Linked DNA regions of Homo sapiens: region 1 is linked to region 2. The links are chromatin loops, found by intact Hi-C in ENCODE. Cell type or tissue: Caco-2. All regions are shown on one strand. Links, peaks and the distances in the headings refer to the core of each region. The heading gives the core; the rest is flanking DNA.

What was found. A loop is a pair of places that touch in the nucleus more often than their neighbours do. Peaks named below come from ENCODE experiments on the same cell type or tissue, not always from the same donor. Only the 100,000 strongest peaks of a DNase experiment are listed, where the experiment ranks them.
Region 1: a loop joins it to region 2, with 2.8 times the contacts of the local background. A loop is called at or near these places in 4 of 110 quality-filtered maps.

Annotation. Positions count from the first base shown.
Region 1 is chr10:28,275,842-28,292,588 of GRCh38, reverse strand. All of the region lies in intron 1 of MPP7 (MAGUK p55 scaffold protein 7), which reads left to right. It overlaps MIR8086 (microRNA 8086), which reads left to right and starts at 3,239; the gene lies at 3,239-3,331. RefSeq lists a silencer at 15,875-16,169. In Caco-2, for the core only: no CTCF peak of the experiment used is centred there; a DNase peak (open chromatin) is centred at 8,198.
Region 2 is chr10:28,333,241-28,349,987 of GRCh38, reverse strand. It overlaps a transcript of MPP7 not described here and the pseudogene ZNF101P1. Among named protein-coding and RNA genes, the nearest start is that of MPP7-DT, 38 kb to the right of the region's middle. RefSeq lists enhancers at 14,509-14,558, 14,829-14,948 and a silencer at 15,594-15,643. In Caco-2, for the core only: no CTCF peak of the experiment used is centred there; DNase peaks (open chromatin) are centred at 10,057 and 10,497.

The DNA.
Region 1 (16,747 bases), core at 3,254-11,253, 55 kb after region 2:
TAATCTCTAGAGAGTGGAGTCTAGCAATTGTATTTTTTAAAATCTCCTCTGGTGACACTGATCTATATCCCGAGTGGAAACCACTTATCAGTGGTATTAATGTTTTATTCAATGGAGGTCAGATTTTTTTTTTTTTTCCGTAATGATCTTGTCTTCTTTGTTACAGTAAGAGACCCTAGTTCAGCTTCTGTTTCTACTGTGAATGCCATTTTTTCTTCTGTTGTATTTTCTATTGTTTATTTCCCCTGGTGTAGGGGAATCCTACATATATCGACAACTATGCATCACTTAACAGGGATATGTTCTGAGAAATGTGTCATTAGGTGATTTCGTCATTGTGTGAACATCGCAGACTGCACTTACACAAATGTAGATAACACAGCCTACTACACACCTAGGTTATATGGTATAGCCCGTTGCTCCTAGGCTACAAACCTGTGCAGCAGGTTACTGTCCTGAATACTGTAGGCAACTGGAACATAATGGTATTTGTATATCTAAACATCTGTAAACATAGAAAAAGTATAGTAAAAATATGGTAAAAAAGATTAAACATGGTCCACCTGCATGGGACACGTTACATGTGTCTGGACTGGAAGTTGCTCTGGGTGAGTCAGTGAGTGGGTGGTGAGTGAATGTGAAGGCCTAGGGCATGACTGTACACTCACTACTGTAGACGTTATAAGCACTATGTCTAGGCTACACTATGTTCATTTAAAAAGTGTTTTTTCTTCAGTAATAAACAAAGCTTAGCTTAACTTTTTTGCCTGATAAACTTATAAATGGTTTTTAACTTTTGACTCTTTTGTAATAACACAGCTTCAAACACAAGCACATTTTATAGTGTACAAATATATTTTCTTTTATTAAAAAAATTTTTTAAAATGTAAAACTAAGACACAAACACACACTTTAGCCTAGGCCTACACAGGGTCAGGATCATCAGTATTACTGTCTTTATTTAATTTTTTTTTTTGAGACAGTGTCTCTCTCTGTCTCTGTCGCCCAGGCTGGAGTGCAGTGGTGCGATCTTTGGCTCACTGCAACCTCTGCCCCACTGGGTTCAAGGGATTCTCGTGCCTCAGACTCCCAGGCAGCTGGGATTACAGGCATGTGCTACCACACCTGGCTAATTTTTCTATTTTTAGTATAGACGGCGTTTGCCATGTTGTCCAGGCTGGTCTTAATCTCCTGGCCTCAAGTGATCCACCCGCCTCAGCCTCCCAAAGTGCTGGGATTACAGGCGTGAGCCACCGTACCCTGCCAATATCAGTCTTAATCCCTAGTTAATGTTTCTAGCTGTCATCCTATCCAAAGGAGCTACTTTTCCTGGTCTTGCCAGCATCAGTGGTTATAGCAGTTGCTGTATTTTGCGTTACCTGGGAGTCCATTTTTCTTTACATTATTGCATGTTTGGCATTTGCTAGTACATGTTAGTAGATGTTCACTAAATTTATATATGTAGCTGTTCATGATAATATTCTAATATCCTGAAATACTAGAAACATCCTAAACTGTGCAGCAGTAGGCATTTATTCTTCTTCTCCATGGACATTGTTAATATATGGTGGCAAAAGTTTACAAAATCGTGTCATCAGGATAATCCTAATTTTGTAACAAGAGAATAAGTTAATTTTCATGTACAACTCTATATTGTCCATGTACTGTTAATTCATATCTGTATGAGTGTGAATGTTCAAATAAAAACAGTTCAATTCATATCAGTAATGGGCATTAAGATTCTAGGTGAGTTACTTCTTTCACGTGTTAGTCTGTTTTCCTAAAATCCTTTTTGTTTAATAAGAAAACTGATTGGGGCCGGGCGTGGTGGCTCATGCCTGTAATCCCAGCACTTTGGGAGGCTGAGGTGGGTGGATCACCTGAGGTCAGGCGTTCGAGACCAGTCTGACCAATGTGATGAAACCCCATCTGTACTAAAAATACAAAAGTTAACTGGTTGTGGTGGCATGCGCCTGTAATCCCAGCTACTCGGGAGGCCGAGACAGGAGAATCGCTTGAACCTGGGAGGCAGAGGTTTCAGTGAGTCGAGATTGTGCCATTGCACTCCAGCCTGCGCAACAAAAGCGAATCTCTTATCTCAACAAAACAAAACAAAATCTGATTAAAAATGACTTTATAATAAGCTGGGATGGGGAGGTGGGGCAGTTGCAGATAAAGTAAGACTGGCCATAAATTGAAGGTAGGTAAGAAGTTCAAGAAGTTTCCTTGTAGTATTATACTCTTTCCTCCAGTTTAGTATATGCTGGAAATACTCTCTATGTTAAAAAAAAAAAAAAAAAAAGGAAAGTAAAAAGACTGTAATTCGTGAGTGGGGCCACTTAGTAAAGGATATAGGGCATCAATACAAGGCATACTTTTATTTTGTTATTGCTCCAAGAGAAACTAATAGAAGATCTTTATGTACTGTATGTATCAATAGTAGCGTAATAGCATTAGAAATCAATGGTTTGGCTGGGCTCAGTGGCACACGCCTGTAATCCCAACACCTTGGGAGGTCGAGGCAGATGGATGGCCTGAACTCAGGAGTTTGAGACCAACCTGGGCAACATAGTGAAACCCCATCTCTACAAAAAATACAAAAATTAGCTGGACGTGGTGGCACATGCCTATGGTCCCAGCTACTTGGGTGGCTAAGATGGGAGCATTGCTTGAGCCAGGGAGGCGGAGGTTGCAGTGAGCCGAGATTATACCACTGTACTCCAGCCTGGGTGACAGCATGAGACTCTGTCTCAAAGAGGAAAAAAATAAAATCAATGTTTCGGCCTTTTTGGGAAGAAGTAAATCATTATCTGTCATGTGGCTTACTGTAGTGACTTCTCTGCTCTTGCCCCTGCCCCTAAAACCTTTTCTCCATTTCTCCACCCAAAGCCCAGAGTGGGTTCGGGTGGATCCTGTCACTCATTTGCTCAGAACCTTGCCGTTTCACGCAGATTCAAGGGCAAAGTCTCCATAGTGGCCCACTCACCTTAGACACTGTATTTGTGAGCTCTTGGCCACACATCTCTTAAACACGCAAAAAAATATTGGAGAGCTGAGACTGCACTTCTTGCCCCAGTTCTTAAGATTTAAGTGACTTTTGTGTTAAGTCTGGTCCTGAAGAATTTACCAGTCTGTTAAAAAGGCAGAGATTTCTGTTGGTTGGGATGGCTGTTTTGATATTTCTTGAGTTAACCAGAGGAGGAAGCGCACGGGAAACAGTTCATCTCAGCTTCCTTAATCCACTAGTCTGCTAGTCTGGACTGATATGGTTAGCTTTTTTTTTTTTTTGAGATGGAGTCTGGCTCTGTTGCCCAGGCTGGAGTACAGTGGCATGGTCTTGGCTCACTGCAACCTCCGCCTCCTGGGTTCAAGCGAGTCTCCTGCCTCAGCCTCCTGAGTAGCTGAGACTACAAGTGTGTGTCACCACACCTGGCTAATTTTTTGTATTTTCAGTAGAGACGAGGTTTCACCATTTTGGCCAGGCTGGTCTCGAACTCCTGACCTCAAATGATCCGCCCACCTCGGCCTCCCAAAGTGCTGGGATTACAGGTGTGAGCCACCATGCCTGGCCTGGTTAGCTATTTTTGAGACCAGAATCTCAAGAAAGAGGTATGTGCTGAGCTAAGAAGGAAAAAGTGCTGCTGACTTCCCCCACCCGAGGTCTTCTAACCTCACACCCGAGCCTAATACAAAATATTCTGCTCATAAGGCCCTTTCTCAGGATGGCTGTGGCTGGTGGTTCTTGGTGCTCTAGGCCAGACATTGGGCTCTGCTGAGCTTCCAACTTTTAGCGTTTGTTCAAACAGGAACTCAAAGAATAAGGTAATTCCTGAAGGCTCACTTGAACAAGCACAGCCTTGACCTCAGCTCCATATCCTTGGAGCTGCAGTTTTCAGACTTGTTTCAGTACCGCTTCACGCTCTTAACAATTATTAAGGACCTCAAAGACCTTTGCTTTACATGAGTTATATCTATCAATGTTTACCATATTAGAAATATAAGTGGGAAATTTTAGAGTATTTATGAATTCAATAAAACATAATAACCTGGCTGGGTGTGGTGGCTCATTCCTGCAATCCCAGCACTTTGGGAGGCCGAGGTGGGACGATCACTTGAGGCCAGGAGTTCGAGACAAGCCTGGGCAACATAGTGAGACTTTGTCTCTACAAAAAATTTAAAAAATTAACAGGATATGGTAGTGTGCACTTGTGGTCCTAGCTACTTGGGAGGCTGAGGCAGGAGGATTGCTTGAGCCCAGGAGGTTGAGGCTGCAGTGTACCATGATCACACCACTGCACTCCAGCCTGAGTGACAGAGCGAAACCCTGTCTCATAAAAACTAAAAATCAAAACATAATAACCCTTTTGTATATGAACATAAATAATACTTCTGTATGAAAAATACCTTTACAAAGATAGTTTAGGGAAAGAGTGGTGGTGGTTTACATTTTTGCGGTTCTCTATAACGTCTGGTTTCGTAGAAGCAGCTGGATTCTCATAACTGCTTCTGCATTCAATCTGTTGTGATTTGTTGTTTGGTTGGAATATGTGAAGAAAATCCAACCTCAGGCACATCTGTAGTTGGAAATGGAGGCGTGTTTTAATAGTCTTTTCTGATAATTGTGGATATTCCCTTTGATGCTACATCAAACTCTGCAAGTGGCCATTTCTTAAAGCTTATTTGCGGTGTGGAATCTGAAACCATATCAGTAAACTTTTCTTACTTTGTTGCATTAAAATCCATTGACCTGTCTTTCATTTTGGATCTTTCTTACTCATGTATCATTTGGGAAATACTGATTCATGGAATTAAATGTTAGCACATTTTATAATACCATTAGAAAAAAATTACATTTGTTGAAATCAGCGGTCATCTCTTGAAAAGTCTTCTTCCCCTCCAGCTTTATTGAGATATAATTGGTATACAAAAACCTGCATATAATCAATGTATAGAATTTGTTGAGTTTGGACAAATGTATACACTCCTGTATTTGGCATTATAAAATGTGCTAACATTTATTTCCATGAGCCAGTATTTTCCAAATCATGCATGAATAAGAAAGATCCAAAATGAAAGAAAGACCAATGGATTTAAATACCACAAAGTGAGAAACATTCACTCATATGGCTCCATATTCCACATTGCAAATAAACTTTATATTACATTTACCATCTCCACAATCCAGGTGATAAACGTGTCCATCACCTCCAAAGTTTCCTTGTGTCTTTGTGTTTTATTTTTATTTTGTGTATTAAAAACACTTAACATGAGATCTACCCTCTACAAATTTTTAAGGACACAATACCGTCTTATTAACCGTCTGCATATTGGGAAAGCTGTCACACTCTTGGTGGCAGATACAATTTTTCCAAGTATCTAATTTTTGTTTGAAGGCTTGACTTTTATCATTGGCAACAAATAGGTCAGTTATTATTTTTTTTTGAAGCAACAGGCTAATTTTGCGTTTGAGAAAGTGTGTGCCAAATACCCAACTTTAAATACTAATACTTTTAGTTTTTATTTCATGTAAAAATGATATTCTATAAACAAAAACTGCTAGTTCAGCTTGTTGATCAAACGGTTGGCATAAATTCTTTTCCTTCAGGCAACCTCCATACTTCAGTATGCCGCACAGCTCCTTCATGTGAACTTTCCTATTTCAGCACAAAGAATATTAAAAAGGTCAAAAGGGCACATACTCAGGGGTTGAGATTTCATGCAATTGCTAATGTTCACTGTTTCATCAAGGATATTTTTATATGAAACCGTCCTTTTTTTTTCCCACTGTGAGTTCGCAGTGGTCATGAGGACCTATACTGGTGGTGCCACTGTCTTGATTTGTGCTAAGGGGCCAGCAATTTTATACACCCTTGCTTTGATCATCAGTGCTTCCTGTCAGCCTATGAAAGTTGTGAATGACCTGTTTGCATTATTATAATGATAATTTTGATGTCATGGACGTCCTGAAAGGTGCCTGAGGACCCCCAGGGTGTCTTGGAGCACTTTGAGAACAGCTGGTGCCAGTTCAGTTGAAAGTGGGCTCCTCACAGTGATCTGTCTCCTCTGAGGTTGCTCAACTGCATCCAGCTTCTTCTTTGCTTATTACTCCTAAAGCTGTCATTTTAGAAGCAGGGACCAGTTACTTCTTGGCTCAGCTGTGCTGTAGTTTTCCAAGTGAAAGGAAGTTTAGTAACGCTAGGAAAGAAATTTTTATTTTTTTATTTTTTATTATTATTTTTTTTTGAGGTGGAGTCTCGCTCTGTTGCCCAGGCTGGAGTACAGTGGCGTGATCTCGGCTCACTGCAAGCTCTGCCTCCCGGGTTCACGCCATTCTCCTGCCTCAGCCTCCTGAGTAGCTGGGACCACAGGCGACCACCACCATGCCTGGCTAATTTTTTCTGTATTTTTAGTAGAGACGAGGTTTCACTGTGTTAGGCAAAATGGTCTCGAACTCCTGACCTTGTGATCCGCCCACCTCGGCCTCCCAAAGTACTGGGATTACAGGCATGAGCCACCATCCCGGGCGAAAGAAAATATTTTTGAGATAGGCAACTCCTGACCTGTACAAAGTTGTACATTTTGTTGTCTTACACAATAAATAAGCACATCCATAAACATGCTTGTACTTGATAGACTTTCCTCATCTTTTAAGATGAAGATAATCACAAAGAGAACATGAAGAAAGTTATGTTCATTTATCAAAAAGTACTTGTTTGGTTATCATAATTAAATAAAAAAAAAAACAGGCTACCACCTGTTGTAATGCTTTTTGTTTAATGAATGGTTTAACATGTTCTTTTGTTCTTTTAATGCCTGTAAATAGTAATCAGATCTTGATTTGATTCAGTTTCTATTTTTTTTGGCAAAACTACTTCGTAGGTGGTGGCCTGTACTTCTCACCCCAGTCAGGTAATATTGGTTGTCTCACTTTTTGTAGTGTTCATGACCATTGATAACCATTGCCTAGATCCATTATTTTATCAAGGGTTTGCAAAATGGTGATATTTTTATTGTTTTCCTGTTTTAGTTATTAGAATATTTTTATGAAGAGAAACTTCCCCTCATCAACTCTTTGAGATCTAGTTAGTACAGAAAAGGTAGGTTGGCTGGGCACAGTGGCTCACACCTGTAATCCTAGCACTTTGGGAGGCCGAGGTGGACGGATCATCTTAGGCCGGGAGTTGGAGACCAGCCTGACCAACACAGAGAAACCCCGTCTCTACTAAAAATACAAAATTAGCTGGGTGTGGTGGCGTGTTGCCTGTAATCCCAGTTACTGGGGAGGCTGAGGCAGGAGAATCATTTTAACCCAGGAGGTGGAGGTTGCAGTGAGCCAAGATTGCGCCATTGCACTCCAGCCTGGGCAACAAGAGCGAAACTTCATCTCAAAAAAAGAAAAGGTAGGTTAAATGCCTGATTCTTTTTTGTTTTTGTTTTTAACATCAGTTTTCAATATTATGAGCTGGTCTCTTAGATTAGTCCCTTAGAACAGGACTGTTCAGGTTGTGTAAATTAAATTGGTCTCTACAGCATTTTTGTTGGAAACACCAAGCTAAATTGTCTGGTTTTTAGAAGCAAATCTAAAGGAAACTATTAATAGAAAAGTCATTTTGTTCTATTCTGAAAGTAGCTTAATTCACTTGAAATAAAAAAATAATGGCTGAGACATCTTGGGGCTGTTAAATGGGAATAAAAAAATTAAAACACTTGTTCTTGTCTTTAGAATGATGTATTCATTGCATGTCATTATCCTTTTATGTATCTTATATTGTATTCTGAGATCAGATTCAAAAATGTATAAAGCATCCTTGCCTTCAAGGTTCATAATAGAGTAAGTGAAAAGTTGACCTCTGTTCTTGTTACATTGATTTGTTACAATCATTCCATGGGTGGAATGCAAACAAAAGTTCTATTTACTCCAATATTCCCCCCACTTTAAAATTCATAATTTTGAGAAATGTCTGATAGACAATAAGATAAAGTTTTCTTCGGAAAAAATGGAAGCAGTCAGTGAAACCTATTATGTAGAGGGGGCAGTCAGATGAGACTGAAGAGGTCCTATTGGAATTAGGGTGAGAGGAGAAAGGAAGGGAAGGCAACTTTCTTCAGTCTTCAGCTGCAGACTTCACTGGCTTCTTCCTGCTAATGCTGCCTGTGACTTGAAACAGGTCCTCCTGCTTCAGGCCAGACCTGTTTTTAAGCTGCTGCTCCCTCCCTGAATTCCTTCTCATGATTTGAGTGATTACTGAATACACAAGACTTGGTGCCTAGACAACAGAAGATTATATAAATGTCTGTGTACATTTGTGTACCCCTCCTGGGAACCAGTTAACAGCTGTCCTTGATCAGCAGGGATCTTGGTGACACTGGTTTTTCCTGTGTGCTTCCTTTCATGTGCATTTCAGAGTGGTATCCTCAGTAAAGTACTTTACTTAATCATTGGTGTTCATACCAACTATTAATCTCACCACCAAGATCTGTTCAGTTGTTTTCAGTTCAGTGTCTTACACTTAATAAATGATTTCAGTTGTTTTCAGTTCAGTGTCTTACACTTAATAAATGATAACTAAAGTGATTTTGACTTGGCTTCTGTTATCCTGGGTGCTTCTAATTTCCAGATGGGTCTGAAACTGGGTATTTAAATTTAGTCTTATTTTTGCATATGGAGCTAAAAGTATCCTTTGGGACAGGCTGTGTATGATATGGCAAGTCTGCTTATCAAAATAGACATTTTCCTGTCTAATAACAATTTTGGATGGAAAAAAAGCTTTGGGGGCTGGGCGTGACGGCTCACCCCTGTAATCCCAGCATTTTGGGAGGCCGAGGTGGGTGAATCACTTGAGGTCAGGAGTTTGAGACCAGCCTGGCCAACATGGAGAAACCTCGTCTCTACTAAAAATACAAAAATTAGCTGGGCGTGGTGGCGGGCGCCTGTAATCCCAGCTACTTGGGAGGCTGAGGCAGGAGAATAGCTTGAACCCAGGAGGCAGAGGCTGCAGTGAGCTGAGATTGCGCCACTGCACTCCAGCCTGAGTGGAAGAGTGAGACTCTGTCTCACAAAAAACAAAAGCTTTGGAATGTTTTAATAGAGTGGTATGAACTTGGTGTTTACAGATTAAGAGCGGTCATTTCTTGGTTCTTTACAGTATGCCAGGTGCTGTGTTATGCAAACCCTCCCTAGATGTCCATGCTTAATTCAGCTCTTTGAGTATTCCATTTACATTTACAAGTAGAAAAATGGAGTCAGGGAGAAGTTAGGTAATTTGCCTTTGGGGTCATATAACTAGGAACTGGTAGAGCCAGGATTCAAACCCAGGTTACCCATTCTCCTATACATCAGAGACCAGTGTGTAAGAACTGTAGGATTTGAATTCATATTGGAAATTTCCTCCCCTTTATGGATCTTTAATCTTTCTTTCTTTGGCTCCTTCACATAATTTGGATAAGCACAAGTTTCACCTATTTTGGCCAGTGCCTTAAGTTACTCCACCAACGTGCACCTCTTCCCAGGAGAAGACTGGGTCACATTGAAAAGTAGCCCACTGCAGGCATGACATTGTTATGAAATTTTATGTTTCATGTAAAAGATTAAAAGTTACTTTCCACTGTGCGCAACTGACACACCAGAAAAAGGTATCTTTTTTTAATGCCTACCCCTATCCACACACCGTACCTCAGGTTGAGACACAGGCTATAGAACTTTCCAGTCATGTCATAATCATATATGGAGTTCAGTTAATTCACTATGTTGTTGTTGTGGGGGTCAGGTTGGGAGGAGGTCACCGACACAGAACAAGCAGGCAATAGCGAGGGGTTGAACTGAGGAGTAACACAGATCCGAACAGTGTAAGGGAGAAGATTTGATGACTGGAGATGGGGAGCTTAGTTCCTCCATTTCTGGTTTCTTCTTGGTTTCTGCCACTGTTTTTCTTTACGCTCCTGTCCTTTAATTGTGGGAGTGTCTTCAGTCCTTTTCCCACTTACTCACCCCCACCGCCCCAATTGTGCGTTTGCCCATTGTCTTGGTTTCAGCTCTCATTTCTGTCTGAGTGGCTTCTAAACTGCCTGTGGCTTTAATGAGCTCCAGTTCAGTGAATCCACCTGAGCCCTAATTTGCTGTAGCAAATTTGCAGTTGCTCAGTGGCTATATCCTGGATATTTGAATGTCTCAGAGTGAGTACGTTTGATTTTAACCGCTCTTCCTCCAAAGCCAGCTGTAAGCATTTTTAAGTGGTACACAAATTGATAGGAAGAGAACATTCCCAGATCCACTGTAGATGAGGCTCAGGTTCCTATTTTATCAGCCAAGGTTGCTGAACTGCCCTGGAAGCGGGCAGCCACATTTGCTGGAAAAGAGACAATATACTGAGGTGTAGTTTTCTCTGGCCCCTTGGTGCCCTGTGAGGCACACAGCTGTCTGTGATAATGTCAGAGATTACATCACAGTGCCAATGGAACTAACAGGAACCACCTGTGCACTTCCTTTTACAGGAATGTTCATAAACAGCAGGTTCTCCTAGGCTTTGAACAAAATTTAGCTTCTCCAAGGCCAAAAGCCTCATTGTGAAGAGAAAGAAAGGTGGGTGTTCTTCTTAACGATGACTCTGCTTGTAGCCTTCCAGTGTCCTGCAACGCTGGTTTCCACAGCTGTCTTCCTTGCTTAATTGGTGTACACTGCCCTCGGCATGCAACTGAAAACGTTAGGGCCATACGTCCTAATGGTTAAGAATGTGGACCGTAAAACTAGACATGTTGGCTTCTAAATTCCAGCCCTGCTTATTGCTGGTTTTATGAATTTAGACAAGTTATTTATTCTCTCCAAACCTCCATTTTCTTAACTGAAACAGGCTAATTAGAGTACCTACCACAAAAGTTGGTAGTGAGAATTAAATCCGATAACACATTAGAAGTATTTAGTGCAGTGCCTGGCACATACCAAAGGTCAGTAAATGCTAATTGCTATTATTAATTAACAGTATTGTTGGTAAATACCCTAAAAAAGCTGTTTTTATTTTTTCTGTCTCTGCTATCTGGTCAATAACCTGATATTGTCATCTCTTCCTACTCATAGAATCTCATGTTGTCATTTGTCTCTCTGAGTTACTGCTGCTACCTTCTTTGAGCAGATACTCATTACCACTTCATTGTGTGTACAGAATGTTGGTACAGAAGTCATCTTCCTTTTTAGAAATGACCATTAGGCCTGGTGCAGTGGCTCACGCCTGTAATCCCAGCACTTTGGGAGGCCGAGGTGGGTGGATCACTTGAGATCAGGAGTTTGAGACCAGCCTGGCCAATGTGGCAAAACTCCATCTCTACTAAAAATACAAAAAATACAAAAATTTGCCAGGTGTAGTGGCGTGCGCTGGTAATCCCAGCTACTTGGGGGTCTGAGGCAGGAGAATTGCTTGAACCTGGGAGGCAGAGGTTGCAGTGAGCAGAGATTGCACCACTGCATTCCAGCCCCGGTGACAGAGTGAGACCCTGTCTCAAAAAAAAGAAAGAAAAAAAAAGAAGAAATGACCATTTATTCTTTGGATCTACTCTACCACACTGAGTCTAAATTACTCAGTTTGCCTTTCAAAGCCTGTCATATTGAGGCCTGTATATGGTATTTTCCATTACTCTTGTTTTTCTTTTACATACCCTCCACTCTAGTCAGACACAGGAATGTGTACAAGGCATGCATTTTTCTTTCTCTTTTTGTCTAAATTGGCACCCTGTATTGCTTTGCCAGGCACATGCCCATTTGTCTCTCATGGGACAGTTTTGACCCTGTTATGTGGAGGTCGCATGTGACCTTTGTCTGGCCTGCGCTTTCCCAGGGTCTGAGATGATCAGGGTCTTGGCTGTTGCACCTCCTCTAGGCTGCGCCCTAGCCTGCCTTTAGGAGTCTAGATTCTGGGAAACTTTATTACTCTGTTGCTATTTATTAATCTGGAGTCAAGAGTACTAGAAATCACACCATTTTTTTTATGCCTAAGCCCTGTTAAAAGGAATTCTGTTCCTGAAATTTGGACTGCATATGACATCACTATACCGTCAGGCCCCTGTATGCATGGGTTCTGCATCAGGGAATTCAACCAACTGCAGATAAAAAATACTAACAAAAAAATGAATGGTTCTTTCTGTACTGAATATGTCCAGGCTTTTTTTCTGTCATGATTCCCCAAACAATATAACAACTATTTACATAGCATTTGCATTGTATTAGGTATTGTAAGTAATCTAGAGATGATTTAAAGTGTGCAGGAGGATATGCACAGGTTATTTGCAAACACTGGGTTATTTTATATCAGGGGCTTGAGAATCAGTAGGTTTTGGTATCGGGAGACTTTTCGCCCACATATACAGAGGAACGACTGTATAACTTCTTTATATCGTATTGTTCCTAAAACAAATCTAGAGCAGGTACACAGTAATGTTCCCTTTATTTTTGTCCTGTTAGGTATAGCAGTCTTGGCAGTTGCTGAACTGAATTCCTGGCTGGTAAGAAGTGTAGTCAAATATGAATGAGCATGCATTCATCCTTGTTCTCTGTAATGGCTCATTGTCCTGGTTTACCAGTGGTGGCTTGGGCACATTAGGGAGGCAGAGACCTTCCTAAGTGGTTGCCCCATTCAGATAGCCTCATCTCACACATCAAGTTCTTACCTTGGCTCATGACAGTCATAATAATTCTAAGGGATCATTCAGCCACAGTTTAGACTTGATTTTTCTTGTGTTTGATGGTGGGAACATTTTAAGACTAAGAAATTGAGTGGAAGAAAAATTAATAGACGTGTCTTTGAAGGTAGGAATTCCGTCCTTAAACTTACATCCCTGATGCCTGTGCGGAATAAGTGATATTGAAAGAATGCATGGAGTTCTTTTTTTTTTTTTTTGAGACAGCGTCTCGCTCTGTCACCCAGGTTGGAGTGCAGTGACGCAATCTCAGCTCACTGCAACCTCCACATCCTGGGTTCAAGTGATTCTACTGCCTCGGCCTCCTGAGTTGCTGGGATTATAGGCATGTGCCACCATGCCCAGCTAATTTTTGTATTTTAGTAGAGATGGGGTTTCGCCATCCTGACCTCAGGTGATCCACCCGCCTCGGCCTCCCAAAGTGATGGGATTACAGGCATGAGCCACTGCGCCTGTCCGAAATTCTTAAAGAGCATGCTGTGCATTTCTGTAGTGAGCCAATGACAAACCCGAAAGACCAATCAGAGATTCACCTCTTAGAAGGAAAAAGATCCACTAACCTGCAGAACGTCTCTATCGGTGACTTGAGGAAGGACTTGGAAAGGGAACAGGGAGAATTAAGGGTTAGGAAGGAAGGCATGGATTTATTTGGGAGAACTTTTAGTAGCTTCGTCCTTCTGAATCTTCCTCTTAGCTTCCTTAGGAGATACTGAGCCTTAGTGCCCTTGCCTAGTTGCTGCCACTGGAGAACTTGCCCGTAGCTCAGGCCCACCCTGTAGATTCACTCTGGGAGATCAAACCAGCATTTAGATCTGCTAATTATGCCATTTCTATTTCAAGAAATACGTTGAGTCCAAAATAGAGATTGACTGCTTGCTTCACCCTGTTCACCCTGGAGTTATTCAGGCAGAATATGTCAGATATGTTTCATGTGATATCTTCATTAGGCAAGAGATATGGATCCTTTTCTTTCCTTCTTTTTTTAATTTGGGTAACATTTCAGAAATAATGAATGGCAAAGAGAACGCAATAAATGACCTTTACCTCCATTAACATTTTGGTGTTTTTTTTTTTTCAGATTAAAAAAAATGGAATAAATGAAATGTTACGGATAACGTTTGAAATATACTTTGTTCCCCTTTCCAGTTTTATTTCCCTCTCTTCTCAGAAGTAGTTAATATGAATTTGTATATATCCTTTTATCTTTTTCTAAATTTACTTTTACTATATATGAATATTTCCTTAAGGACCTATACAGTGTTACATGTTCATTAACATAAATGATACACTGTGTGTTTCATTCTGTTACTTGCTTTTAAAAATCTATCATTTTGATAATATCTAGCCATGATGATATAGAGACCAGATGACATTTTAGTTTTTTGTGGTGTCTTCAGGTGTTTTCTGTAAGTACCTGGTTGCTCATGTAAATCCATCAGTACCTCTAACATTTCCTAAAAATCTTTGTTTGTATGCCTTAAATTGATTAGGAATTTAAAAATGGATACCACCAGTAAGTCGAAAGTCTGATGTTTGGTGGAAACTTCCATATGCAATTTAGCAGGCTGTCTCAATATTTTGTGTTCCAAAAAGATGCTGCGAAGATAATGCAGTGGGTATGGAATCGTTTGCAAAGGACTTGAGTAGGTGGCAGGGAGTTTTTGACTTGTACTAACATACATAGGAGTGCTGTTGCTAGGGCCACTTTGGGAACTTGTTATTGTGTGGGAAAGTGTTATGCTATTAAAAGCTTTATTTTTCTTTTTTTGGTAACAGTGTTAGTTTTCTATATTAAAACAATATTCTCTTTGGTTTAAGAAATATGCATGGATATAAAATTGTTATTTATAATATTAATCTGGCCCTGTTCTTCTAACCAAGCTTTGGTCTCATTGCCCTGGCAGCCTGTTGGACAATTTCACGTGGATAGCTCTTCATGTCACTCAAAAGATCAAAAATGGAAAAATACGTCCACTTTTTCATGGATTCCTTTTCTGTTTAGGGTACCATTATTCTTTTTGTATCTAAGATTTGGAACCGTGGACTTACCTTCGAATCCCAATACCTCTTTAATTTTTCACTTTCAGACCTGCTCTTTTCCCCTTTGACATTCTCTTGTGCGATAATCTCTTGTATTCTAATCTCATCACTATCATTCTAGTCTAATTATGCTCACTTCTGACCTAGATTACTACAGCTGCTGCTTTGCTAAGTATATATGCAGCCTTCGGTTTACCCCGTACCCTGTTATTAGGTTTTAAAGCTTTCCTTGCATAACATCATGTTTGCAGAGGACTTCTTTGTGGACTTGTAAAGGCTCTGAGGTTGCTATATTGAAACCCCAGTTCTGCCAACTGTATGACCTTAAATATGTTATAAATCAAGCCTATCCAACCTGCGGCCCATGGGCCGCATGCAGCCCAGGACGGCTTTGAATGTGGCCCAACACAAATTCCTAAACTTTCTTAAAACATTAGGAGATCGTTTTTGTGATTTTAATTTTTTAAAAAATTTATTTTTTTAATTAATTTTTTTTTTTTTGCTCGTCAGCTATCATTAGTATTAGTGTACTTTATGTGTGGCTGAAGACAATTATTCTTCTACTGTGGCCCAGGAAAGCCAAAAGATTGGACTCAGTTCCCTCATAAGTAAACTGAGACAGTAGTAATGGTATTTAGATGATAGGGTTGTAGTAGGATTGATTGATTGATTGATTTGGAGACAGGATCTTGCTGTGTCTCCCAGGTAGAAGTACAGTGACACTGTCACGGCTTACTGCAGCCTTGACCTCCCAGGCTCAAGCTATCCTCAGCCTCCTGAGTAGCTGGGAGCACAGACGTGTGTCACCAAACCAGGCTAATGAATTTTTTTTTTTGTAGAGGCAGCATCTCACTATGTTGTCCAAGCTGGTCTCAAACTCCTGGGCTCAAGTGATCTTCCTGCTTTGGCTTCCCAAAGTGCTGGGATTATAGGCAAGAGCCACCACACCTGGCCTGTAGAAGGTTTTAAATCAGAGAATATGTGTCAAGTCCTATAGCTGGCACAGTCAAACGATAGGGCTATTATTCCTAATCCTATCAAGTCTTAATCCCTTTACCCAGATCCCATTGTTCTTCACATTGTGCTGTTCTCAAAATATTCAGCTTTAAACTTTTCCAAACATAAACCTGTTCTGTGATCAGATCAGTGACTTTGTCCTTTGATTCTTCTCCCTTCATATCAAACCTACGTGTGCATGACTTGCGCTCCTGAAAACAAACGCACCCATGTGTGATGCCTCCCTAGTTTTTCATCTGTAGTGTCTTCTGTTTTGTTTACATTCTATTGATCCTTTAGTAATCCGACTCAAAGACTCTTACAGTGATATAGTGTTCTGTTTGTCTTTATGTAATTTCATCTTGTTTGTTTGCTACCTTGTATATAGAAGCTATTTCTCATCTCAGCTGTAAATCCCATCTGGGCTGGACTATATTAGATTACTTTGGTAGCCTAACCAATGCTAAAATTTATTAATGTCTTCATAATAGCTTGCTACTTGGTAATGTTTATACTTGTTGTAAAAAGCATGTGACAAGGCCAGGCACGGTGGCTCATGCCTGTAATCCCAGCACTCTGGGAGGCCGAGGCGGGTGGATCACCTGAGGTCAGGAGTTCGAGACCAGTCTGGCCAATATGGTGAAACCCCGTCTCTACTAAAAATACAAAAATTAGCTGGGTGTGGTGGTGGGCGCCTGTAATCCCAGCTACTTGGGAGGCTGAGGCAGGAGAATCGCTTGAACCCGGGAGGTGGAGTTTGCAGTGAGCTGAGATCATGCCACTGCACTCCAGCCTGGACAACAGAGCAAGACTCCATCTCAAAAAAAAAAAAAAAAAAGTATGTGATGGCCTTTTTGGTCAAGAGGATGGGTGAGTATTCATCTTTATTGCAGACCTACTATGTGCTAGGTTCTCCAAGAGGTATAATGATTATGAGATACATAAGGTTTCTGCACAGATACACACATATCCACAATTTTTTAACTTAAAGATTGCTCTTTAAAATTGCTGTGTAACCAGTGAGTTG
Region 2 (16,747 bases), core at 5,913-13,912:
TTGTAGAGGCAAGATCTTACCATGTTGCCTAGGCTTCTTTTTGCTATTACAAGCAATCCTATAACAAACTTCTTTGTAGCTAAGACAAGTTTTAAATAATTTTCGGTTTTTCAGTGTTGGTCAATGCGGTGGGTGAAATGTGGCATCTTGTTTCTTTCATTTGCATTTCCTCAATGAAGAAATAGTTTAGTCTACTGGCCACTCATATTTATTTTGTGAATTGCTTAGACCTGTGCTGTCTAATTTGATTATCACCAGCCAAATGTGGACACTGAGCACTTGAAAAGTGGACAGCCTAAATTGGGTTGTGCTGTCAGTGTAAGATACACAGAAATTTCAACGACTTGGTCTAAACAAAAGATCTCACTAATATTTTTATATTGGTTATCTTAATATCTCATTAATATTCTTATATTGATTACATATCAATGTAATAAGAGATACTGCTTTAAATAATTTTAATGTGACTAATAAAAAATTTAAAATTACATATGTAGCTCACGTGATATTTCTATTGGACAGAGATGACTTAGATTTTTCTTTTAATTGGGTTGATTGTCTTTTTCTTATTGATTTATAAGAGCTCTTGATATTTTGTTAATCCATATTTTTTGACTGCTATTTTTATAGCAAATATTTCTTCCCCATCTGTAACTTATTTTTCACCTTGAATTATGGAGCCTCTTGCCATACAAAGGTTGTAAGTTTTTAAGAATCTGCCCATTGGCTGGGTGTGGTGGCTCACGCCTGTAATCTCAGCACTTTGGGAGGCCAAGGCGGGCCGATCATGAGGTCAAGAAATTGAGACCATCCTGGCCAACTTGGTGAAACCCCGTCTCTACTAAAAATACAAAAATTAGCAGGGCATGGTGGCACGCACCTGTACTCCCAGCTACTCGGGAAGCTGAGGCACGAGAATTGCTTGAACCCAGGAGGCGGAGGTTGCAGTCAGCTGAGATTGTGCCACTGCACTCCAGCCTGGCAACAGAGTGACCATGCCACCATGCCAAAATTACAAAAATAACTTCCTGTGTTTTCTTAAAGTCATTTCTTTCTTTAATGTTTACTTCTTTTAGGTACCTGAGTTTTTTTGTTTGTTTGTTTGGTGTGAAATAGCAGAAGTTTTAAAATTTGTATTAAATTATAGGGTAGGTAGACAAAAGAACACACATCAGATATGTACATAGTTGGATTTTCAGTGAGTGATGGTCATTGGATTGCTTATTCCATATGAAAACCAATTCTCCTAACATCATTTTTTGAGCACTCCTTGCTTTTCCAAATGATGTGAATTGGCTCTTTTCACATGCAGTATAACATTTCTGTAACAAATGAAGCATTTTGAACTCTTCCTCCGTCTCATCAGTATACTTGATTATTCCTGCACCAGACTCTCACTATTTTAATTACCAATATTTTATAGAATGTTCCTATATCTAGGAGATCAAACCTTTTCACAGATTTATTCATAGGAATGGTCTTTTCCAACAAACTTCAGAATCAGTTTACCAATATCCAAATTAAATTCTGTTAGAATTTTGAATGAGATTGCATTGACCATATAGATTACTTTGAGGGAGAATTTACATGTTTGCAATATTACTCCTATGCAGGAACATGATATATCTCTTCATTTATTTATGTCTTTAAAATGTGAATCAATAAAATTTTATATTTATTTTAATATCTGCCTTATGCTTTATGTATTAGGATTTTTCTTAATGATTTTCTTGTTCTTGTTACAAGAAAGAAACATTGATGATGTTGAATTGATTTTTTTAACTCTATGTTTTATAATTATGTTGTATCCAATCAACTTAGTTGAATGTTCTTTTGGTTCTTTAGTTTTTCACTTGATTATTTTTGATTTTCTGGATACACAATTATGTGATGCCATAGAGCTGGCTTATGCCAGTTTATGAGACTTGATTATTAAGTTTTCAGAAATTTTGTGAGGTGGTTGTTAAACATAGCCATTATTAAGAATTAAATTATGTAAATAAACTAAAAAATACATTAGAATGCCAATAATAATTTAAAATAAGCAAAAAATGTTAAAAAAGAGTTAAATTATGTAAACTTACAATTAAATAGATTATATAAAAGACTAAGGTAATAAATGCTCAAAACTCATCATGTCCTAATTGTTTTCTTACATTTTACTATTATCTATGCTCTTGAGGTTATTTATTTCTTCTGTTTCTATATAATGGAAATTCTTTATGACAGTATGCTATTGTGTCTCTTCCAGCTCCACATTCAGTGATGTCCCTCTGGTAGGTTGAAAGCAACCATCACAGGAGTACTGTATTTACACTACAGAAACCAGCAAATGTTACCATTTAGGTCTTGATTTATTGTTTTGTTAACTGTCTAGACTTAATAATGTAATGGAGAAAATGTTAATAATGGAAATTTCTATGGTTTGGACATGGTTTGTGTTTGTTCCCACCAAAACTCATGGTGAAGTTTAATCCCCAATGTGGTGGTGCTGGGGGTCAGGGGATGGGTCCCTCATTAATGTTTTGGTGCCATTCTCACAGTATTGAATGAGTCCTCACTCCAATGAGACTGGATTAGTTCTCGAGGGAACAGAGTAGTTCCCAAGAGAGTGGGTTGTTATAAAGCCAGGATGTGTTTCAGATTTTTGTCTCTCTTCACACATGTCCACTTCCCCTTTGATGTTCTCTACCACGTTATGATGCAGTACAAAAGACCTTGCCAGAAACCAAGGCCATGCCCTTGAACTTCCCAGCCTGCAGAACTGTGTGAGCTAAATAAACCTCTTTTCTCCTCTTTCTTTCTTTCTCTTTTCTCTTTCTTTCTTTCTTTCCTTTCTTTTTTTCTCTCTTTCTTTCTTTTTTTCTTTCTTCTTTTCCCTTTCTTTCTCCTTCCTTCCTTCCTTCATTCCTTCCTCTTTCTTTCTCCCTTTCCTGTCCTTTCCTTTCCTTTCCTTTCCTTTCCTTTCCTTTCCTTTCCTTTCCTTTCCTTTCCTTTCCTTTCTTTCCTTTCTTTCTTCTGTTCCCCAGGCTGGAGTGCAGTGGCATGATCTTGGCTCACTGCAACCTCCACCTCCTGGGTTCAAGCGATCCTCCCACCTCAGCCTCCCAAGTAGCTGGAACTGCAGGTGTGTGCCACCACATCCAGCTAATTTTTTGTAAATTTTTTTTGTACAGACTGGGTTTCAATATGTTGCCCAGGCTGGTCTTGAACTCTGAGGCTCAGGCAATCCACCTGTCTTGGCCTCTCAAAGTGCTGGGACTATAGGTGTGGGTTACCACACCTGGCCAAATCTCTTTTCTTTATAAATTACCCAGTCTCAGATATTTTGTTAGGATGACACAAAACAGACAACACAGAGATTAAACTTGTGAATGTGTCATACCTGTAGTCATTACATTGTGAAAAACACAAAAAATTGAGGAAATAAATACTCTTGAAGTATTCAAAAACGATTTTTCAATTTAACCAAGAAGTTGCTCATATCATTGACCAACAAGTGAAGTTCAGGCAAGTTGTTTCACTTTAATTTCAAGTTGTTCCATTTTAATTTTAAGTTGTTCATATATAAATAAAACCATCAACCAACATTCATACTGGAAACTACACTCAGAACCAGTTGTTTATCATATATCATCATACCACTGATTTTACAGCATATAAATAATGAAAGTCTCTCTTTCAAATATTACATCTTATCTTATTTTTTGCATCTACTGCATCGGCTAGGGCTCTAATACAATGTGGAATAACAGCAGTGTTTCTCGACATTCTTGATTTGATCCTAATTTTAATGTTTCTATTTTGTTATTAAAAATGATGTTGTTCTGGATTTCTGGTAGATATTAGTGAGAGTTCTGGAATTTCATTTGAATACTTTCCTTCCTACATACTAATAGGAAACTTCTGCTGCTGGTTCTAGGAAAATTTCCTATTAAAAAAAATTCTTCCATTTTCTACAATTCTTTATTTTCCTTCCAAATTGTATGAACATATGGATTCCAGAGACCTAGCAACACTTGGCACAACATCACACTTAAACAAAACACCTCTTGTGGCTCCCTGAAAAAACATGCCTATACTCCTTGTTTCTACTCCCTAGCCCATCATTACTCTTATGTCAATTTATGCCACTCTTATGCCATATGTGCTTTTGTTCCCTGTACCCACCCCACACCACTAAAACTCCTCAAGTTGAAGTTATCAGAGACCTCTATTGTGCCAAATCCACTTGGTAATTCACTGTCCTCATCTCAGAGCATTACCTATTATTATCCACTTGACCATCTTTCCTTCAATCCCTCTCTCTGCTTGGCATCTGGGGCATCATGCTCTTTTGGCCTTATTCCCTCTTCATTGGCCACTCCTTTTTAGTTTTCTTTACTTGCTGTGTTGGTCTGTTCTTGTGCTGCTATGAAGAAATACCAGCTCCTGGGTAATTTATAAAGAAAAGAGGTTTAATATGCTCATAGTTCTGCAGGCTGTGCAGGCACGGTGCTGGCATCTGCTCTGCTTCTGGGGAGGCCTCAGGAAGCATTTACTCATGGCGAAAGGCAAAGCGAGAATGGGTGCATCACATGGCAAGAGTAGGAGCAAGAGAGGGAGTAAGAGAGAGAGAAGAAGGAGGTCCTAGACTCTTTTAAACAACCAGATCTTGTGTGAACTGAGCGAGAACCCACTCATCACCAAGGAGATGGTGCTAAGCCATTCCTGAAAGATCTGCCATGTGACCCGATCACCCCCCACCAGACCCCACCCCCAGCACTGGGGATTACATTTCAGCATGAGATTTGGAGGGGACAGACATGCAAACTATATCACTTACTTCTCTTCCTCATTTTTGTCTCTGTATGTGGAAAGTCCTGGTGAGCTTGAGCTTAGTCCTCAGCCCTCTTTTCTACCCAGTTCGATGGCTTCAAGTACAGTTTATTTGCTGACAACTTCTACATTTATGTTTGCCAAACTTCTTTCTAGAGTGTTCAAATACATACTCCTATATCCATTTGGATATCTCAGAGACATCTCAACCTTAATGAAGCCAAAATCATACTCTTAATTCTGAGCCCTGCCTCCAAGTCTACTCCGTTTTCAGCATTCCTTTCTTAGCTAATGACACTATTATTGGCTTATACCACAATCTATAACTCACACAGGATTCTGTTCTTCCTCTCGCTTCCACAGTGGGTTTGTATAAACCAAACCCTACAGCCAAGTAATGTGATACACTTAATGAAGCGTTGGTAGCTATAGCCCCTTGGTCAAATCCAGTTTGCTGCCTGTTTTTGTAAATAAAGTTTTATTGGAAAGCACCATACAATTCAATTGTGTTTTGTCTATAACTTCTTTTGTGCTATAATGGCAGGCTGAGTAGTTGAACAGAGATCATATGGAACAGAGATCAAAAAGCTTAAACTATTTACTATCTTGTGTTCGCTATAGAAAATGTTTGCCAACCCTTCTTTTAATCGGCTGGAATACCGCTGACCCAACCTGAACTATGGTTGGGTCATATGTTTATGTTGCAACATTTATTTGCTGACAACTTCTACATTTTTTGTGACAATGTTTATGTTGAAAGTGTTTCAGTTCTCTGCCATGTTATATCAAACTACCACCACATTTCGTGGCTTAAAACAATCATTTGTTGTTGTTCATGATTTGTAGATTGTAGATCTTCTGTGTCACATGGTATTGGCTGGGGAGCTAGACTTGGTGGTTGGAAGGTCCAGAATTGCTTCACTCCCATGGCTGACAGTTGGTCTCTACCTGGGTCTTAAATGGGGCTGTCAGCTGAAACCCTCATTTTTCTTTGATGTGGATCTCTCCCATGTGACTGCTTGGACTTCCTCAGAATATGTCAGCTAGGTTCCAAGAATGGGCATTCTTAGAGAACAATCACCAATATGCAAATGCTTATGAAGCCTCTGCTTTGCAACATTTAATAATATCAATTTGTGAGGAGGAGGGACTGCTCCTCAACTCATTCTATGAACCAGCATCATCCTGATACCAAAACCTGGCAGAGACACAACAAAAAACATAAACTTCAGGCCAATATCCTTGATGAACATTGATACAAAAATTCTCAACAAAATACTAACAAATAGAATCCAGCAGCACACCAGAAAGCTAATCTAACATGATCAAGTAGGATTTATCCCTGGTATGCAAGGCTGGTTCAACATATGCAAATCAATAAACATGATTCATCACATAAACAGAACTAAAGATGAAAACCACATAATTAACTTAATAGATGCAGAAAAGGCTTTGGACAAAATTCAACATCCCTTCATGTTAAAAACTCTCAACAAACTAGGTATTGAAGGAACATACCTCAAAATAATAAGAGCCATCTATGACAAACCTACAGCCACGATCATATTTAGTGGGCAAAAACTGGAAGCATTCCCCTTGAAAACAGGCACAAGGCAAGGATGCCCTGCTTTATCACTCCTATTCAACATAGTGTTAGAAGTCCTGGCTAGAGCAAACAGATGGGAGAAAGAAATAAAGGGCATCCAAAAAGAAAGAGAGGGAAGTGAAACTATCCCTCTTTGCAGGCTACATGATTCTATATCTAGAAAACCCCATAGTCTTATCAAAAGCTCCCTGAGCTTTTAAGCAACTTCAACAAAATTTCAGAATACAAAATTAATATACAGAAATCACTGGCATTCCCATACACCAACAACAGCCAAGCCAAGAGCCTAATCAGGAACCCAATCCCATTCGCAATTGCCACAAAAAGAAGAAAATACCAGGAATATAGCTAACCAGGAAGGTGAAAGATCTCTACGATGAGAATTATGAAACACTACTCAAAGAAATCAGAGACGACACAAATGGAAAAACATTTCATGCTTATGGTTAGGAAGACTCAATATTGTTAAAATGATCATACTGCCTGCTATTCCTATCAAATTACTAATGACATTTTTCACAGAAGTGGAAAAAATGATTTTAAAATTCATATGGAACCAAAAAAGAGCCCAAATAGCCAAGTCAATCCTAAGCAAAAGAACAAAGCAGGCATCATGCTACCTGACTTCAAACTATACTACAGGGCTACATTAACCAGAACAGCATGGTTCTGGTACAAAAACAGACACATAGACCAATGGAACAGAATAGAGAGCCCAGGAATAAGACCAAACACATATAACCATCTGATCTTCAACAAAGCTGACAAAATAAGCGATAGGGAAAGAACTCCCTATTCAATAAATGGTGCTGGGATAACTGGCTATCCATATGCAGAAGATTGAAACCAGCCCCCTTCTTTACACCACATACAAACATCAACTCAAGATGGATAAAAGACTTAAATGTAAAACCCCAAACTATAAAAACCCTGGAAGACAACATAGGCAATACCATTCTGGACATAGGAAAGGGCAAATATTTCATGATGAAGACACCAAAAGTAATGCAAGAAAAGCAACAATTGACAAATGGGATCTAATTAAACTAAAGATCTTCTGCGCAGCAAAATAAACTATCAACAGAGTGAACAGACAACCTACAGAATGGGAGAAAATTTTTGCAGACTGTATCTGACAAAGGCCTAATATCCAGCATCTACATTGGAACTTAAACAAACTTACAGGAAAAAAACAAATCACCTCATTAAAAAGTGAGCAAAGGCATGAACACTTTTCAAAAGAAGATATACATGCAGCCAACAAGCATATGAAAGAAAGTCACTGATTATTACAGAAATACAAATCAAAACCACAATGAGGTACCATCTCACACCAGTCAGAATGGCTGTTATTAAAAGTCAAAAAATGACAGATGCTGGCAAGGTTGTGAGAAAAGGGAACACTTATATACTGTTTTGGGAGCATAAATTCGTTCAACCATTGTGAAAAGCAGTGTGGCAATCCCTAAAAGGGCTGAAGACAGAACTACCGTTTGACCCAGCAATCCCATTACTGGGTCTATACCCAAAGGAATATAAATCATTCTATCATAAAGACACATGCACGTGCATGTTCATTGCAGCACTATTCACAATAGCAAAGAAATGGAATCAACACAAATGCTCCTCAATGATAGACTGGATAAGAAAATGTGGCACATGTACACCATGGAATACTATGCAGCCATAAAAAAGAACAAGATCATATCCTTTGCAGGAATATGGATGGAGCTGCAGGCCGTTATCCTTAGCAAACTAACCCAGAAACAGAAACAAATAACCACATGTTCTCATTTGTAAGTAGGAGCTAAATGATGAGAACACATGGATACAGCGAGGGAAACAACAGATGTGGGGGCCTACTTGAGGGTGAAGGGTGCGAGGGGGAGAGGATCAGAAAAAATACTTATTGAGTACTAGTCTTAGTACCTGGGTCATGAAATAATTTGTACAACAATCTTTCGTGACGTGAGTTTATCTATAAAACAAACCTGTACAATTACCCCTGAACCTAAAATAAAAGTTTTTTAAAAATTAATTTGGCCCAAACTGGTCACATGGCCAAGTTCAGAGTAAATGTGAGAGAGAAATACACAAAGGTGTGAGCATGGGAGGTATGGTTCGTTGGGACCCCCAAAATACAGTGTACCTCATGGTGGTTCCCTAAAAACCCAACAAAAGAGTGAATGAGTGCTGGGCAGAGTTTTAAAAAATGTCTACTATGAGCTACTAAAGTTTTAACTTACTTAATTTGAATAAAATGTTGAATTTTATTAAATCCTTCTTTAGCACTTTTGAGTTGGTTATATAATTTTTTCTTTTAGTTTATTAATGTTGTTTCACAGTTACATAAATTCATTTAAAAAATTAATTCATTTAAAATTTGGACTATTATTTGATTCCTGGATAGAACTTTTTAATCATAATATATTATGTACTGTAGGATTCAATTTTCTAATAACTTATTTATGACTTTTGCATTTAAGATTGTAAATAAGATTAGGGGATTTCAATTCCTCTGGGAGGCCACTGGTGGTCCTGATACTGCAGCTTCTGTTGCATGGGACCTGCTGTGGCTGCCTGAATCGTAGAGAGGATGCCAGGACACCAGGAAGCTGGAAATGGACTCAGTAGGCTTTGAGAATGTGGCTGTGAACTTCACCCAGGAGGAGTGGGCTTTGCTGGGACCTTCCTGGAAGAATCTCTACAGAAATGCAATGCTGGAAGCCTTCAGGAATCTGGTGTCTGTAGGAATCAAATGGAAAGCCAGGACATTGAAAATCTGTCCCAAAATCTTGGGAGAAAGCTACGAAATAATATGGTGGAGAGACTCTGTGGATGTAAAGAAGGAGTCAATGTGGAGAAACCCGCAGCCAGAAAGCAGATTGTCATCTGAACAAGAAAATTCGTACTGGAGTAAAACCATGCAAGGCAGTGTGTGTGGAATAGTCTTTGTACATCATTCATTCCTTCATAGGCACATGAGCTCACTCTGGACACAAACAATATGAGTGTGGTGGGGAATATGGTGAAAAGCCCCATAAACATAAACAATGTGGGAGAGCCTCCATTTCTCCCAGAAGTGGTCCAAGACTCATGGTAATATGCACTAGAAAGGGATGTTATAAATGCAAGCTATGAGGCAAAGCCCTTAATTTCAGTATTTATTTCACAATGAACTCACACTGGAAAGAGGTTCTATAAATGTAGAGAAATTGTGAGAGCCTTCACTGTTTTCATTTACTTTCAAATACATGAAAACATTCACACTGGAGAAAAATGCTGTGAATGTAAACACTGTGGAAAAACATTTGATTGTTCCAGTTCCTTTCATTTTAATTTTTAATTAAATTAAATTTATTTTTTGAGATGGAGCCTCACTCTGTCACCCAAGCTGGAGTGCAGTGGCGCGATCTCAGCTCACTGTAACCTCTGCCTCCTGGGTTCAAGCAATTATCCTGCCTCAGCCTCCCGAGTAGCTGGGATTACAGGCGTGCACCACCACATCTGGCTGATTTTTGCATTTTTAATAGAGATGGGGTTTCATCAGGTGAAACCAGGCCAGGCTGGTCTTGAACTCCTGACCTCACGTGATCCACCTGCCTTGGCCTCCCAAAGTGCTGGGATTAAAAGGTGTGAGCTAATGCGCCTGGCCCTAGTTCCTTTCAAATACATGTTAGAACTTACACTGGAGAAAACCCTTACCAATGCAAACACTGTGGTAAAGCATTCATTTCTTCAACTTACCTTTGGACATATGAAATCAGAGCTCATGTTCTCGAGAAATCTCATGAATGTAAGGAATGTGGGAAAAGACGCAATTGTTCCAGTTTCCTTTGAAGACACAAAAAAATGCATAGTGCAGGAAACCTTCATGAATGTAAAAAATGTGGTGAAGTCTTTAGATGTCCCACGTCCCTTCAAGCACATGAAAGAACTCATATTGGAGAGAAACCCTACGAATGTAATACATGGGGCAGAACCTTTAATTATCTCAGTTCCTTTTGAAGACATGAAAAAACTCATACTGGAGGAAAATCCTATGAATGTAGAAGGTGTGGTAGGACCTTTGGGTCGTGCAGTTCCCTTGGAAGACATGAAAGGACTCACGCTAAACAAAAACCCTATGACTGTAAACAATGTGGGCAAGTCTTCAGTTTTTAAAATTACCTTTGACTACAGGAAAGAACTCATTTTGCCCAGTGCAGCCAGTACTTTGAAAGACTGAGGCAGGAGGATCATCTGAGTCCAGCAGTTTGAGACCAGCCTGGGCAACATAACAAGACCTTGTATCAAAAAAGAAAAAAGAAAAAAAATTAACTGGGTCGGGTGGTATGTGCTGGTAGTTTCAAGTACTCAGAAAACTGAGGCAGGAGGATTGCTTGAAGCTGAGAGATGGAGGTGACAGTGAGCAGTGAGCTGTGATCACATCACTGCACTCCAGCCTGGCCAACATAGCAAGACTCTGCCTCAAAAAAAAAAAAAAAAAAAGAAAGAAAAGAAAAAAGAAAGAAAGAACCTCATTTATACAGGAGAGAAATCCTGTGGATGTACAGAATGCATTCAATTTTCCCAGTTTTCTTTAAAGACATGAAAAGACCCACCCTGGAAAACAATTCAAAGAATATAAAAAGTGTAGTAAAGGCTTCAGATGTCCTGGTTCCATTCAAAATCATAAAAGGACTCACACTGGAGAAACCCCCCTAAATGTAAAACATATGGTAAAGCATTTAATGTTCTCAGTTGCTTTCCAACATGGGAAAGGGCTCTGGAGAAAAATCCTATGAATATACAGAATGTGGGGATGCTTTCCTTGCTGTCATCTCCATTCAAAGACACACCGCAATGCACGCTGGAGATGGACATTATAAAATAGAAGAATGAATGCTGGGTGGAAACCTTAGTAATATGGAAAATACAGGAAAGTTTTCCATTTTAATATTTACTTTAAAAATCATGTGAAAACTCCCACTGGAAAGAAATCCTGCAAATGTAAGTAATTTGGAAAACCTGATGTAAATTAATTATTGTAAAAGGCTAAAAACTCCACAAATGAATTATGATACAAAGTTATCAATATATGGTGTTTATCAGTGGCTCATTCTTAAAGAGGATTTCTGGAAGATGGATTTCTATTTTTTTTTTTTTTTTTTTGAGATGGAGTCTTGCTCTATTGCCCAGGCTGGAGAGCAGTGGAGCAATCTTGGCTCATTGCAACCTCTGCCTCCTGGGTTCAAGCTATTCTCCTGCCTTGGCCTCCAAGTAGCTGAGACTACAGGTGCCTGCCACCACGCCTGGCTGATTTTTGTATTGTTAGTAGAGATGGGGTTTCGCCAAGTTGGCCAGGCTGGTCTCGAACTCCTGATCTCAGGTGATCCGCCCACCTTGGCCTCTCAAAGGGCTGGGATTACAGGCGTGACTGAGCCACCCTGCTCAGCTGGATTTCTACTTCTTTTGCAAGGAAACATTGTGTTGAGAATTCTGTATGTACTCTTTAAGCCATGGTACCTGAGGCTTAATAGGAAGTGTTTTTATCCTAATACAGTTAAAAAGATTTTCTCTATCCATTTTAAAGTGTGTTGGATCTATAGGTGAATTGAAATTTATTTTTTATGCAGTGTTTAATTGTTCTGTGATTAATGGGCCATTGAAAAATGAGACTTTGTGAATTGAGATTTTCTTATTGGTGTTATGTGGCAAGTTCTGGATATTTCTAACCCAGTATGTATATTCCGTTTTCCTTTATTATGGGGAAAACTACTGCTTTGACATGACTCTTTATTCCATTTTCTTTGCTAATGAAGAGCTGGTGTCAATTTGTAAGTACGTCAAGTTTATCATACACCATTGTGTCATGGGAGTCATTTACATTTGTTGTCCTTTTTTTTGTCACTGTTTCTGAGTATTATTTGGATAGTTCATTTTGAATTAAAGACAGACCTGTGATATCACAATATTTTGTGTCTAATCTGATGGAGAAAGCATTTAGTCTCATGGTCAAGTATGATGTTAGCTGTGGTTTAAAAATAAATTCCTTAATTGAGTTTGAAAAAAAATAAGATTAGTCTGTAATTCCATTATATTTTTCTTTCCTCTTCCCTTCCTTTTCCTTCTCCTCTCTTACCTCTCCCTTCCTTCCTTCCTTCTTCCTTCATGATTTATATAAGATTGTGCTTGTCTTGTTTTGGCTTCAGGGTTAGGTTGATTTGAATCCCAGCACTTTGGGAGGCCGAGGCTGGTGGATCATGAGGTCAGGAGATTGAAACCATCCTGGCCAACATGGTGAAACTCCATCTCTACTAAAATACAAAAAATTAGTCAGGCGTGGTGGTGCTGTAGTCCCAGCTACTCAGGAAGCTGAGGCATGGGAATCGCTTGAACCCAGGAGGTGGAGGTTGCAGTGAGCCAAGATCACGCCACTGCACTCCAGCCTGGTGACAGAGAGAGCAAGACCTCGTCTCAAAAAAAAAAAAGAAAAATGAATCAGAAAGTTTTGTTACTCTGCTCACTGCAGTAAAACAAAGAATCTCTGCAGGCAGGAACTTCTTTTTGCTTACTGCTGTATCCCCAGCTCCTAAAACATAAAAGGAGTTCAATAAATAGTTACTGAGTAAAATGAATGAATCTTCCTCAAAACATTGGTAGGTTATACCAGATGTGAATGTGGTGCTCTTTCCTGTGAGTTTTTGATGTGTGTGTGTGTGTGTGTGTGTGTGTGTGTGTGTGTGTGTGTGTGTGGTGTTTTGCTACTTCTTCAAATACTTCTAGGGTTATGAATTTTTCTTTTTCTTTTTTTTTTTCCAGACAGAGTCTCACTCTGTCACCCAGGCTGGAGTGCAGTGGTGCCATCACGGCTCACTGCAACCTCCACCTCCCAGGTTCAAGCAATTCTGCTGCCTCAGCCTCCCGAGTAGCTGGGATTACAGACGTGCACCCCCACAACTTGGTTACTCATATTTTTCTGAAAAGTAATTGGTTTCACCTAGACTTTCAAATGTATTAACATAATGATACACACAGTCTTTCTTTTCATGTTTCTTATTTATTTATTTTAGGGACAGGGTCTTGCTCTGTCACCCAGGTTGGAGTGCAGTGGTACCATCATAGCTCACTGCAGCCTAGAACTCCTGGGCTCAAGTGATCCTCCCGCCTCAGCCTCCTGAGTACCCAGGACTACAGCCGCATGCTGCCACATCCAGCACTTTCTTATAATTTTAAAGTAGTATTCCCCTGTCTGGTTTTAGTTTTTATTTGTATCTTTTCTCTTTTGTTCTTGAGTAGACTTTTAAAGGATTGCTAATTTTATTGGCTTTTTAAAAGAAACAGATGTTTCTAAAACTCTGATTTCAGATAGAAGCAGAAGTTAATAAGAATTTTCTGGCCGGGTGCGGTAGCTCACGCCTGTAATCCCAGCACTTTGGGAGGCCGAGGCAGGTGGATCATGAGGTCAGGAGACTGAGACCATCCTCGCTAACATAGTGAAACCCCATCTCTACTAAAAATACAAAAAAAAAAAAAAAAAAGCCAGGTGTGGTGGCCTGCGCCTGTAGTCTCAGCTATTTGGGAGGCTGAGGCAGGAGAATGGCATGAACCTGGGAGGCGGAGCTTGCAGTGAGCCGAAGCTTGCAGTGAGCCGAAATCGCACCAGTGCACTCCAGTCTGGGCGAATTTTTTTTTTTTTTTTTTTTAATAGACAGGGTCTTGCTCTGTCACCCAGGCTAGAGTGCAGTGGTGTGATCACAGCTCACTGCCTCTTTGAACTCTTGGGCTCAAGACATCCTCCCACCAGGCCTCCCAAAGCACTGGGAATATAGGTATGAGCCACTGCACCTGGCCAGTAAAAGTTTTTATAATTACTTCAGTTGAATATTTAGATAATATATTTTTCTATCTTTTAGGTTTTTCTAATAATAAATTGAGGCTATACATTTTCCACTGAGAATTAATTTGATTACATCCTTAAGTTTTTAGATCCAGGACTCTAATTTTTATTTCTAATATCCTATAATTCCACTTGATATCTATCATTCAAAAGATCTTCTGATGGCTACCATTTCCCTTTTACTATGCTGTTTTGGATTTAGCTTTTTGGTAGCCAGACTTCAAGATAGCCCACATCCCTTAGGTAGTCATCTCCCACACTGGATCCAAGTTAGTCTGCATGATTAATACAAGATGGCAGAAATGATGACATGTGGCTTCTGAGGCTACCTCATAAAAGACCTGTGGCTTCGCGTGAACCCGGGGGGCGGAGCTTGCAGTGAGCCGAGATCGCGCCACTGCACTCCAGCCTGGGTGACAGAGCAAGACTCCGTCTCAAAAAAAACCCCAAAAAACCTGTGGCTTCTGCCTTGTCTTCTGTCCCTGGGATTACTCCCTCTGGGAGAAAGCAGGTGTCATGTCAAGGGGACACCCAAACAGCTCTGTGGAGAGTTCAGTGCCATGAGGAACTAAGATCTCCTCCCACAGCCGTGCAGCCGTGTCGGGAACTTGAGGGTGAATCCCCAAGCACAGTGAAATCTTCGGATGACAGCAGCCCCAGCAGCATCTTGATTGCCGCCTCGTGAGTGATCCTAAAACAGAAACTTTCAGCTAATTTGCCTCCTCATTTCTGACCCACACAAACTGAGATTCAAAAACGTGTTGCTTGTGTTAAGCCCTCAAGTTCTGGGGTAATTTGTTACACAACAATAGGTAAGTAATATAATTTTAAAATATTTTATCTCATTTCAATAGGATTTTGGAAGGGTGAGAAAGAAAATGTATGGGATGAGTCTGTCTTCCTAAACCAGAATCCCACTCTGTCTTTAGCTTAAAATATTTCCCATCACCAGGGTCTTAACTGTGTAAATAAAACATTGATATTCACAAAGAGAAAAAGACTGGGAGAAACAGATGTTCCTAAAGGGAAAGTGTTAATATTTAAATTCCACACAGCATTTTAACCCTTGTAGATTTGTATCTCTACTAGGGCACACAATTATTTATATCAGAACAAATAAACGTCAAGCACATTGACTTGAGTATAAACACAAGAACATTGAGGTCAACAGGTTGCTTGGCAACTAAAGAAAGAAGCAAAACAGTAGCTTCACTCAGACACCGTAACCATCATCTCATCCTGGATGCAATTGCTGTGGTTAACAGTTGAGTATTTAGTGGTGATGGGGAGTCAACTATCATGTTCTCTCTTGTTTTGTCCAGATCACGTTATTCTTATGTATAATATCTTGAATTAAAATGATTACTTTTATTCTGCTCCTTTAGTTGTTCTAAAACTTTGTTTTAGGAATTTTTCATCTTTCATTTTCTCCTTCATCTCACCTCCTTGATGACTCAGCCACTATTTTTTTTTTCTTTTTTTAGACAAGGTCTCACTCTGTCACCCAGACTGGAGTGCAGTGGCATGATCTTGGCTCACTGTAACCTCCACCTCCTGGGTTCAAGCAATTCTCCTGCCTCAGCTTCCTGAGTAGCTGGGACTACAGGTGTGTGACACAATGCCTGGCTAATTTTTTCGTATTTTTTGTTTTACTAGAGACAAGGTTTCACTATGTTGGCCAGGCTGATCTCGAACTCCTGACCTCAAGTGATCCGCCCGCCTTGGCCTCCCAAAGTGCTGGGATTACAGGCACGAGCCACCGCAGCCGGCCCCCTTGGCTACTATTATGTCTCCACTGTGCAGCCCATACAAAAATTTCTCGGCCCAAATTTTTCATCTACATCTGGGTTTGGATGTTTGGGAGGAAACCTCTGCTTTTCCTTTGTTTCTAGATAGACTTAAAAAAATTAATTCCACCTACTTTACATGTGTCTCACTGGGAAATGTGGCTACATGTATCTCTTTTCAAATGGAAACTGTTTCCTGCAAAATACTTGAAAAAGTTACATTGTAGAAAATTAGACTGTAATTATCTGTGCTGCCAAATTTGCACTAGACTTTAGTTGCAGTATTTCCTGCTTGTTGTAGTTTCACAAATGTACAACGTTGCATAACGGAACATCTGAGACCTACATGTAACCTTTTCCTGTTACTTCTGAGTGATTTACTTCAGCTGAAAATTTATGATGTGTGCTAAACAGGATAGTATAATTGCAGAACTCAAGAATTAGAATAGCGGCCAGGCGCAGTGGCTCACGCCTGTAATCCCAACACTTTGGGAGGCTGAGATGGGTGGATCACCTTAGGTCAGGAGTTCGAGACCAGCCTGGCCAAATGGCAAAACCCTGTCTCTACTAAAAATACAAAAATTAGCTGGGTGTGGTGGCGGGTGCCTGTAATCTCAGCTACTCCAGAGGCTGAGGCAGGGAGAATCACTTGAA